2 separate regions of the Mus musculus genome follow, and region 1 is linked to region 2. A link is a loop called in an ENCODE intact Hi-C map of the cell type or tissue named here. Cell type or tissue: left cerebral cortex. All regions are shown on one strand.

Evidence for each region. Peaks named below come from ENCODE experiments on the same cell type or tissue, not always from the same donor. Only the 100,000 strongest peaks of a DNase experiment are listed, where the experiment ranks them.
Region 1: a loop joins it to region 2, with 3 times the contacts of the local background. A loop is called at or near these places in 1 of 42 quality-filtered maps.

What each region holds. Positions count from the first base shown.
Region 1 is chr5:134,246,928-134,251,927 of GRCm38, forward strand. It overlaps Gtf2i (general transcription factor II I), which reads right to left. Exons shown (of 34, transcript NM_010365.4): 19 at 4,939-5,000; 20 at 2,915-3,098; 21 at 292-350. Among named protein-coding and RNA genes, the nearest start is that of Ncf1, 20 kb to the left of the region's middle. In left cerebral cortex, no CTCF peak of the experiment used is centred here; a DNase peak (open chromatin) is centred at 2,487; H3K27ac peaks cover 466 bases.
Region 2 is chr5:134,310,793-134,315,792 of GRCm38, forward strand. It overlaps Gtf2i (general transcription factor II I), which reads right to left and starts at 3,968. Exons shown (of 34, transcript NM_010365.4): 1 at 3,591-3,968. In left cerebral cortex, a CTCF peak has its summit at 4,943; DNase peaks (open chromatin) are centred at 2,096, 2,867, 3,042, 4,099 and 1 more place; H3K4me3 peaks cover 3,740 bases; H3K27ac peaks cover 4,177 bases.

The sequences.
Region 1 (5,000 bases), 64 kb before region 2:
GCTGCATTCAAAAATACCAAGGGCCGCTTATAACAGCGAAGCGTTAAAGTCCTACAGTTGCGCTCTTTTCAAAGAGCCCAGAAGCATTAAACGGGCAGCATGACCCTCCACACAAGTGCCAACGAGCAGGAGGATGCAGACAGCAACCTCCAACAAAATGGCAAGAAAACAGAAAAAAGAAAAGAAATAAACCAAAGGCCGCAGCGGCAGTGACAATGCAGATATGGATGACATGGGACAGTGGAAGGGCCCGTGACCCATTCCACACCCCGAGGCGGGCGTGCCTCTTACCTTTAGTGTTGATTTTGCTAGCCATCCCAGGAGGCAAATAGGACACAACTAGCTCAGGCCTAGAAAGGACAGATAGCGTGTCACTCTCCACACAGCGCACACAGCCCAATGACTTCTCAACACCAAACACGCATGTGTATTCATGATTTCCATGCACATGTCTGTTTGTCTGTCTGTATATCACATGCATGCCTATGTCCATGGAGGTCAGAAGAGGGTGTTGGGTCCCCAGGACTGAAGACAGAGAGTTGTGAGCTGCCATGTGGGTACTGAGAATTGAGCTCAGGTCCTCAGAAGAGCAGCCAGTGTTAGCCTGAGCACTGCAGCAGCTGAGCAACAACGGCAACCATAGGCTCACATATTTGGATGCTCGGCACCAAGGAGCAGCCCTATTCGAGAAGGATTAAGGGATACTTGTGGGAGTAGGTGTAGCCTTGTTGTCGGTCCTGTGTCACCCAGGGGGCTGGAGGGGGGATGGGCATTATTTTAAATGCCCACACCAGGCACAGTGTGTCTGTCTGTCTCTGTCTCTCTCTGCTTTCAGATCAGGATGTAGCTCTCAGCTACTTCTCCAGCACCACGCCAGCCATGCTCCCCACTGCTGCTGATAATGGAATATGCCTCTGAAACCATAAGCAAGGCTCCAGTTAAATGCTTTCTATGCTAAGAATTGCCCTGGTCTTGTGTCTCTTCATAGCAGAAGAACAGTAACAAGTTGGTACCAGGAAGTTGGGTACTGCTGACAGGCCCGACCATGCTGCTTGCTGGCACAATGTCAACTTTGGACTAGGAAAGCAGTTGATGCTGTAAGCAGGGCTTAGTGGGCCACACTAGCAGGGGTATGGAGGGCAGTACTGAGGGCGAAGTGAGCTGTGGGCCCAGCTCAGGAGGTGTCAGAGGGGAAGAACCGCGCTGTGGCTTGGAGGGCCTTCTTGGAATATTTGGGCAAAGAATGTGGTTGATTTTTGCCCTTGTCTGAAAAAAATCTGTCTGAGCTTAAGTCCTGGATGAATGGCACAACAGAGGAGATTTCCAGTCATCAGGACTGGCTGTGTACCTGGTGACTGCTAATCCCTCTATGCCCACCCATAACGGAAAGGAGCAAGCCGCACAAAGAGACAAAGTGTACAGTTTAGGGAGAAAAGGTCGCCAGGAAACGTGACGAAGTTAAGCCCAGAGCTCACGGAGATAAAAAAATTTACCCTTGGTGGAAAAAAAGAGCAGTGGTCTCAGGGCAAGACACCCCCCCACCCCCCAAGCTTCCAACTGTGGAAAGGAATTAAAGAGGAACCTGGCAGCTTAGGCCACATGGTTCTTGATTTAGAGTCAGGATACAAGAAGGGGTTTTGGAATCTCCCTCCAAGTCCGCTGTGAGTCAGGGGTACCCTGCATGGAGCCCCAGAGGGAAGGCTGGATTGCTCTGGAGATGCCAGTGTGGTAGGGATGCCTGCAGACAAAGCTGCAGGCCAGTGTGGAACCAGCCCGAGAAAGAGAGAAGTGTACTGCAGTAACAAGGTAGGAAGGAGTTAGAGATGTGAAGAGCGCTCTGACAGCAGACGTGGTGATGTGGGGTGTGGGCTTTCAGCCTCGCCTTGCTCCTGTATCCCCTCATCTTCGCCCTCCCCCTTGCAGAATGGCGATGTACATCCTGTGCCGCTGCGAGGTGTTGGGAGTGTATGGTCTGTCTTGTGATTTTACAGGGGATTGCCATGAGTCTCAGAAGATACTCTCTACTTTGGAATTTTAAACAGCGTTGAGACTGTTGCAGACTACGGGGACTTTTGAAATTGGGCTAATTGCATTATACTACAGCTAACAGCCCACGGGGCCAGGGAGTGGAACGTGGTGGTGTGAGTAATGAGCTCATATATTATTACAAGGATTCAGTGAGTGAATGAGCGTGGATTGACACATAGAGGGAATGCTTAGTCACCAAAGGAGTGCCCTTGTTGGTACACAGAGGTGGGCACTGGGGTTTTAAAAGCCCACATTGGGCCCCATTGCTTGTGGATCAGATACGTCTCTGGCGCCATGCCTGCCACCATGCTCCCAGCTTTCGTGATAATGACTAAACAGCTGAAACTGTAAGCAAGATCCCAGCTAAATGCTTTCCCTTACAACAGTTGCCTTTGTCGTGGTGTTCCTTCCCCACGATAAAACAGTGACTAAGACTGTTAGCCCTCCAGCTCCCATAACACCTTTTAAAATAGCAAATCAACACCAGACCAAATCCTTCCGCCACCGAATCTGCAGCAAAGGAAATAACCGGGGAACCCAGCAGACAGCCTGGGCTTTGGCTGGAGGAGGTTCAGTGGTACTGTGACTGCTTGAATCCACCAGTGAAGAGCTGGGCACAGTGCCGTCAGAGAAGCCCTGCCTAGGATCCATCAGGGAGGAGCTGGAACCTCAGCAGCAGAGCAGAGGCCCAGCCTGTGTGTGGCCCTGGGTTTAATGCCCAGCTCAGCAAAGCTCAGTGGTCTGAACCTGCACTGTGACAGAATCCCACAGGATGGAAGTCACTACTCTCTCTGACTCAGGAAGTCAGGCCCGGGATGAGGGACTCACAGAGCCACTGGCTTAGCTGGGACCATGGCAAATGGCTGTGGGGACAAAGATAACTTACTTTTTAACAACAAACTTGATCTTATTGCTGCCACGGACAATCCTCTCGAGGCGTGGAATCCCAAACCAGGTAGGGCTTCGGAAGGGGATCCCTTCGGGGAGCCCTTCCACATACAGAAACTCCGGGTTGGATTCGAACACAGGATATGGCACCTTCACAGCCTCTGTGAGGCCCAGAGCCTGAGCTGAAAGACAAAGAGAAGCTAGCTTGTGGGCGCAGACTTACACGGGAACACTTCAGTTTGTATCTGTAATCTAACAGGTCAAGCCAGCTTCCTTACAATCCAACCATACAGCCACTCACTATTAAGATCTAGCTTAGTCTGAAGCGAGTGGAAGTAAACAATAAAAAACGCTGGCCCTGGAGAGACAGCTAGGAAATTAAGAGCACTTGCTGCTTTTGTAGAGGACCTGGGATTCCGTTCCCAGCACCCATAACTCCAGTTCCAGGCACCTGATGCCCTCTTCAGACCTCCACAGACAGTAGACAAAAGTGGTGCACATGCATACGTGTAGGCGAAACACCCATACACATGAATAGTTAAAAATAAAAAAATAGAATCTTAAAAAAGAAATTAAAAAAATTAAAAATTTAAAAAAAAAAAAAAAAAAAAAAAAAGCCAGGCATGGTGGCACACGCCTTTAATCCCAGCACTTGGGAGGCAGAGGCAGGCAAATTTCTGAGTTCGAGGCCAGCCTGGTCTACAGAGTGAGTTCCAGGACAGGCAGGGCTACACAGAGAAACCCTGTCTAGAAAAACAAACAAACAAATAAATAAATAAGAAAGAGAACAGTGTGGAGAGAGAAAAAGGAGGCAGTTTTACTGGGAGAGTTTCACAGAGACAGGTGGCAGAGAGAACAAGCTAGACACAGGCGAAGACAGAACAAGCCAGAGAATGAGAGAAGGAGAGGGAGCCAGAAGATAACAACAGGCTGCCAGAGTTAGTTTGAGGCCAAGCACAATAATTCTGGCATAACTAAGAGATGCCAGATTACATCAATCAACTTGGAGGGGAGTTTGAGCCAGAACAGATGAGCTGAATCAGCCAGTCAGAGCTCAGAAAGAGCTAGAAAGGGTGAGCTTTATTCACCAGTAAGTCTCAGAGGCTGAAAACCTTCTAGGCCTACATTAGACTGTACGCAGGCTAGAAGCTTTCACGTCTGGGCCTAGGTTAGCAGACAGAGGCAGTAAGTTTCGGAGGCAACAGTTACATCAGGAGAGTAAAAAAGATCGTTTTACACCTCAGTCTCTCAAGAGCTAGGATTAGAGGCATGAGCCACCAAACCCAGAAAACAAACAGTACTTTAAAAATAACCTTTGTCTTAAAACAAATAGATAAATACTACTTTATGGATGCCTGGCCCTCAAAGAGGCCAGAAAGAGTCAGTTCCCCTTGACCTGGAGCTGTCCTGTGGGTGCTCAGAACCTAAAGCAGACACTCTGCAAGAGCAGCCAGTGCGCTCAACCACCCAGTCATCTCTCCAGCTCACAAACAGTACTTTTAAGAACACTTAAACATTTTCAGAGCACTCAACAGCCAGGTTATGAGTCAAAATGTGTTCGTGGCAGAAGTGAGGCGCTGAACACAACACAGGGGCCTACAGTTTAGCTATCCTGCTGCCCGCAGGCCTAAGTCTTCCCGGTGAGCCCGTGGCTGCCCGAGCTGAGAGCTCCCAGAAGCAATGCTGGCCCTTCCCGCCCTCTTTCCTTCTCGGCGAGCTCCTACGGCAGCAATGAAACCTGCACTGAGCCTGGGCAACCTCGAGTCACCCTGGAAGCAGAAGCAGGTGAAGAGGCCCCCATGCCACACAGGTGAGACGCACAGTGACTCTAAGGGTCCCCCCAACTCCTCCCTGTCACCCGCACTGGGACACTGGAGAACACAGGAGCTTGGTTTAAGGAGTGAGCTGACTAGCAGAAGAAAATTCAGGCTTGTTCTCTGGTGCCTTCCTTCACTAGGTTCTGAACTTCTAATTTATTCAGAACACGGCCAAACAGAGACAGAACCACTATACCTCACTTACCAAACTTCAAATTAAAGATCTCTTCCACTTGCTTTCGGAGCTTGGTGATTCTGACATTCCAA
Region 2 (5,000 bases):
GGACTGAAGGAGTGAGCTGCCGCACCCAGCCTATATTGTTTTTAGTCGGGTCACAGCCAAGGAAACCTTCAATAATCTGTGTCACTTATGCTCACTTTCTCACTGGCCCAAATGGTAATATGCAGATTAGTTGTGCAGAAACAGGCAAAGGATGCAGAGCTGCGCTGGGGGACTTCCAGACAGGAGGAAAACTTCCAAGCACAGAGAAGCAAGCTGGAGGCATGGGGAGGAGGGGGGTGGGGGGAGCAAGAAGTTATCAGGATGGACCTGTCACAGCAGGCAAGGCAAGTGCCACGCTCTGGGCTATAACCCCATCCCTAGGCTCCAGAGGGGAGAAGACACACTGTAACAACTGACTTCAGAGCACTGCCCAGGTGGGGTATGTGCCCCAGCACTGTGAAGGAAGGGAGGGAGGGGAAAAGAATGGAGGGGAAACTGTGCCCCTACTGAAATAATCCAGTTAGGTGGAAAAACTGTCAGCGTCACTTATATTTCAAAATTAACTCAGCACTTGAACCCACAGCCACTTTTCAAACTGGAGGTGAATTATGCAATTATGATTTACTTTTTAGAAGTTCCCAACCCGTCTTCCAATTTAATCTAGAGTAAACACTCCCATGTCTTTTGGGTTGGATCCTGTTTTTAAATAAGTCATAGTAACAAATCATTTAAGCCCTCAGAACACGGAGGCAGGCGGACTGTAACTTACAGGCCTTACCTGGGTTACACACAATTCAAGACACAGTCAAGCCCCAATCCAGACATGCAGAACCCAGGGGTCTGTGATGATGTCATCAATCTGCTACAGAAGCAGAGCTGGGATGGAGAACCAGTGGCTCCCAGATGAAGTCTTGAGGCCCCTGCCACAGACAGTGCGTACCTGACTACTACAGAGCTGGTCTGGTCCACAAATGGAGTTTCCTGATGTGTTTAAGGAGCACATCTGCCGATGAAAGAATTCAAACCCAGCTGCCGCCGGACGTGGGGGCGCACGCCTTTAATTCCAGCACTTGGGAAGCAGAAGAAGGCAGATTTCTGAGTTCGAGGCCAGCCTGGTCTACAGAGTGAGTTCCAGGTCAGCCAAGGGCTACACAGAGAAACCCTGTCTCGAAAAACCAAAAAAAAAAAAAAACACACACACACACAACCAAACCCAGCGGCCACCGCACTATATTGCAGACACCTGGCAGAGGGCCTGCAGACCTGAACAGGACCAAACCAGAGTTTACCACCTAAATAGAAAGGAACAAAGGCAGAACCTCCCTCCCTCCCCAGAGGTTCACCATCCATCCCAGCTGTACAAGCAATTGAGAGACAGGGGAATTACCAAATTCAAAGAGGACCTGGGCTACAGACGGGGTTCAAAGCCAACCTGTGCAACTTAGTGAAACTATTTCAAATAGTAATGGGGCGGGGAGGTGAAGGGTGAAAGCTGACTGAAGGGTGAAAGTGCCAACCTAGAATCCTCAGGGAACTGGGAGCTTTGTTCGGTACACTACTTACCTAACAAGCACTAGGTCCTGGGTTACTCCCATAATGGTAGGCATGGATTTTAGCAACCCCTTGCCTAAGGATGACCCAAGGCTAACAAGCAATTCAGAAGGGGGTGGGTAACCAAAAACAACTGGTGACCCCCCCCCCCAACATAAAAGAAAGGCCTTACGGAAATGACTGCGGACAGAAAGTTTTTTGTGCCTCCAGGGTGTGAGGCAAGATTCCCAGGGAGCAAGCAACAAAGAAGCCCGAGGCAACTCTCAAAAAAAAAAAAAAAAAAAGAAAAGAAAAGAAAAAGAAAAAGAAAGAAAAGCCTGCTATAGGAAATACCAACCACCCCAAATCCCAAGCCAGATGTTTATGGGTACTGTACCTGCACCTTATTTACACTGCACCCCCTTATTTACAAACTAACTTTGCCCAGGAAACCAGGCAGGCTGGGCCAGCACAGCAGCCGGAAAAGATAGCCGGCCTTGCACCTCATCCCCTGTTCCCCAAATCGGCGGGCACTCCACCAGCACCATCTCAGATCTGCACTCTCAGCAGCCAAGGAGCACAAAGCCATAAGGCAAGGAGGGGGTGTGCTAAAGGGAGCTGCGAGGTGGGCGGCAGGAAAGGAATGTAAGAGGCCCAAGAATTTCGGAGCCAGACCTGCGATCCCAGCACTTAGCAGATGAATACAGGAGAGATCAGAAGCTCCAGGGAAGCCTCCACTACAAAGCGAGTTCCAGGCCAGCCTGAGATACAAAACATCCTACTTAAAGTTTTACTTTTTTTTTTTTTTAAATTAAGCAAAACTTGGGCGAGACTTGGTTGCACTTGGTCTTTAACCCCAACGCTGGCGAGGCAGAAGCAGGCGGATCTCTGTATTCCAGATCAGCCTGCTCTACCTAAGAGTTCCAGAGCAGCCATACTGAGATTTCCCGCACCTCAAAAAAAAAAAAAAAAAAAAAAAAGGGCAAAATTGAGAAAAAAAAATAGAAGTGCAGGAGTAAACTTTTTCCCCCGTTCCTTCTCTTAACCCCGAAGGCTGAGTGCTTGCCCAAGCCAGACTGATTATTTTCATAGCCTCAAGGCTAAAGTCTTCCTTCCGGTCATTGTGTTTATTTCCATCTCCTCCTCCCTAACGCCCCCACCCCCAAAAAAAGTCCTGGCCCCGAGGGACCTGCAAGCGACCAGCTCCGGACAAAGCCCACGGCTGGGCTCCACCTGGGAGCAGGGCGGAGCACCGGACAGCCAGGGCGGGCACTGGCTTCCAAGCCTGGTGGCTCCCGCCCCCCTGCCGGGGGCCCCCACCGCAGTTACCAGGCACCGACGCCCCGCCCCCACGGTGCCCGCCGGCCAATCGCACGCAGCCTGCTGCCCTAAGCTCCGCAAGCCCTGGACACACGGACACACACACACACACACGCTCTCATAGCGAACCCGACACACACACACACACATACAAACATATACACACACACACAAACGCTCACACAGCGAACCCGAGCGCGACCCCACGGGGCTCAGGAGGGGCCGTGGCACCCCGCGCGCCCGCGCGCGCGTCCCCGAGCGAGCCCTCCCAGCCAATCAGGAGCGAAGGAGCAGGGCTGCGCGGCCCCGCCGGGGTACGCTAACTCGTCCGCTCGTTCACGCGCGGGGGGCTGCTCGCGCGAGACCATCCCTCTCAAACACCCCCAACCCAGTCCCCCGACCACCGTCCACGCGTCTGGATACAATGTACGCAGGCGCGGAACGCCGCGAGTCCTCCCCCACGCACCACGGGTGTGCGCGTGCAACTGTCGTCTCCCCCCACCACCAGCCGCCCCATCCCCCCAAAAAAGCCGCGTCGCGTCCGCTGCCAAGGCCCCCAAGTAGAGTGGACTTTGGGGGGGGTCACAGCGCGTCCGCTTCCTCACCCCGAAGTTGTCCCCTTGCCACTCGCAGCGCGCCAAGCGACCCCAACTCTCACGCCCGAGTCGGTGCACACACTCCCGACGGGGGCAGAGTGTCGAATAAAGACGCCCCTGTTCGCCATGGCACCCCGAGGCAGAGGGGGACGACGGAGGGGACACTCGAGGGAAAGGGGACGATCTGAGGCGACAGGGACTCACCCGAAGAGCAGCCGGGGAGGGTCGGGGAGGGGGGGATGCGGACAGCAAGCGAGTGTAGGCCGGAGGGGCCTCGGCGAGCTGGCGAACGGGGTGGAGGTGAGAGGGCGAGGGGGGCCCGTGCGTCTCGGCCGTGCTCCTGTCACCGCCGCATGGCCGCCCCCGGCGGGGCCTCGCTCCACGCTGGGTCGCCAGACGCCGGGGGGGGGGGGGGGGAACAGGGACGAAGCCCAGGGATAACCGCGGCAGGCGGGCGGCAAGCGCGTGCAGGGAAGCGGGGGGGCCGCCGGTGCCCCCTTTTCTCTGCTCTCCCAGCTTATCTCTCACCCTCCTCCTCCTCCTTTTTTTTCCCCCTTTTTTTTTTTTTGCCTTTTTTTTTTTTTTTTTTTTTTTTTGTTCCTCGAAGGTGCCGCTGCGCGTGCGCACAAGCAGCACCGCCCACCGGGAGTTGTAGTTCTGAACCCGCGCTCACCTACGCAACGGGTGGGTACCCCGAACTATAACTCCCAGACAGCCTTGCGGCATGAACCCTGATTCTCTCCCCACCGCCCCCCTCTAGGCCGAGGCGAAGCGCCGCGGCGCCCGGCCCTCTCCGGCTTGGACTGTCAATGGAAGCGCGCGGGTGGTGGGAGCGAGAACATGGCTGCACCTGGGGCCTGCGCGGCCGCCCGGATGGGGGAGGGGAGTGGGGTGAGACCTAGAACTTAGTGTCCCCCCCCTTCCTTCTCCAGCAGGCCACAACTTCCACTTAAATAACTCTTTGCTACCAACATCCCTTTGCAAATTGCAAAGTTAGGGACATTGCAAAGGCCAGGGGAGCCCCGGGGCTGGCCTGTCGCCTGATTTGCAGAGGGAGGTCCCCCCAGCTCCGGGACACAAAGAACTCAATGTTTTCAAAGCTGGCTTTAGAAGCAACCAGAGTGGACTTGCCCAAACTTGGGACAGGCAACGGATGGGAGGGGGTGAGGAACTCGTGATTTCCATTTCTTCTCTCTTCGAGTCTTTACACAGCTCCACATTTAGAAGGAGAATTGAAGAAATCCTGATCGTCCCCACAGCTACAAAGAAAGTAAACTTAAGACCCTCCTCCGGCCATTATATTTATTTTTCTCAACTACTTCATAAGATCAATGACTTTCGAAGAGTATCAACTAACTGTTCATCTAAGTTAAATGCAAAAGTTAAAAAAGCCCGAGTCTGAAGAACTTAGCTGTTAATGCAAAGGACAGAATTGGGTGAATTTGTGGTGTTTGTTCGTTTGTTTTTTCCTTTTTCTTTTTTCTTTTTTTTCCTTCCCACCGCTTATGTCCGCCGAATATTCGGGCGCCCTCCCCCACCCGTTGCTTCTCGGTAGGTGGCGGCCACAAGGCTTTTTCCAGCCTCCCAGCCTCTTTGTCGCTTGCTGGAAAACTT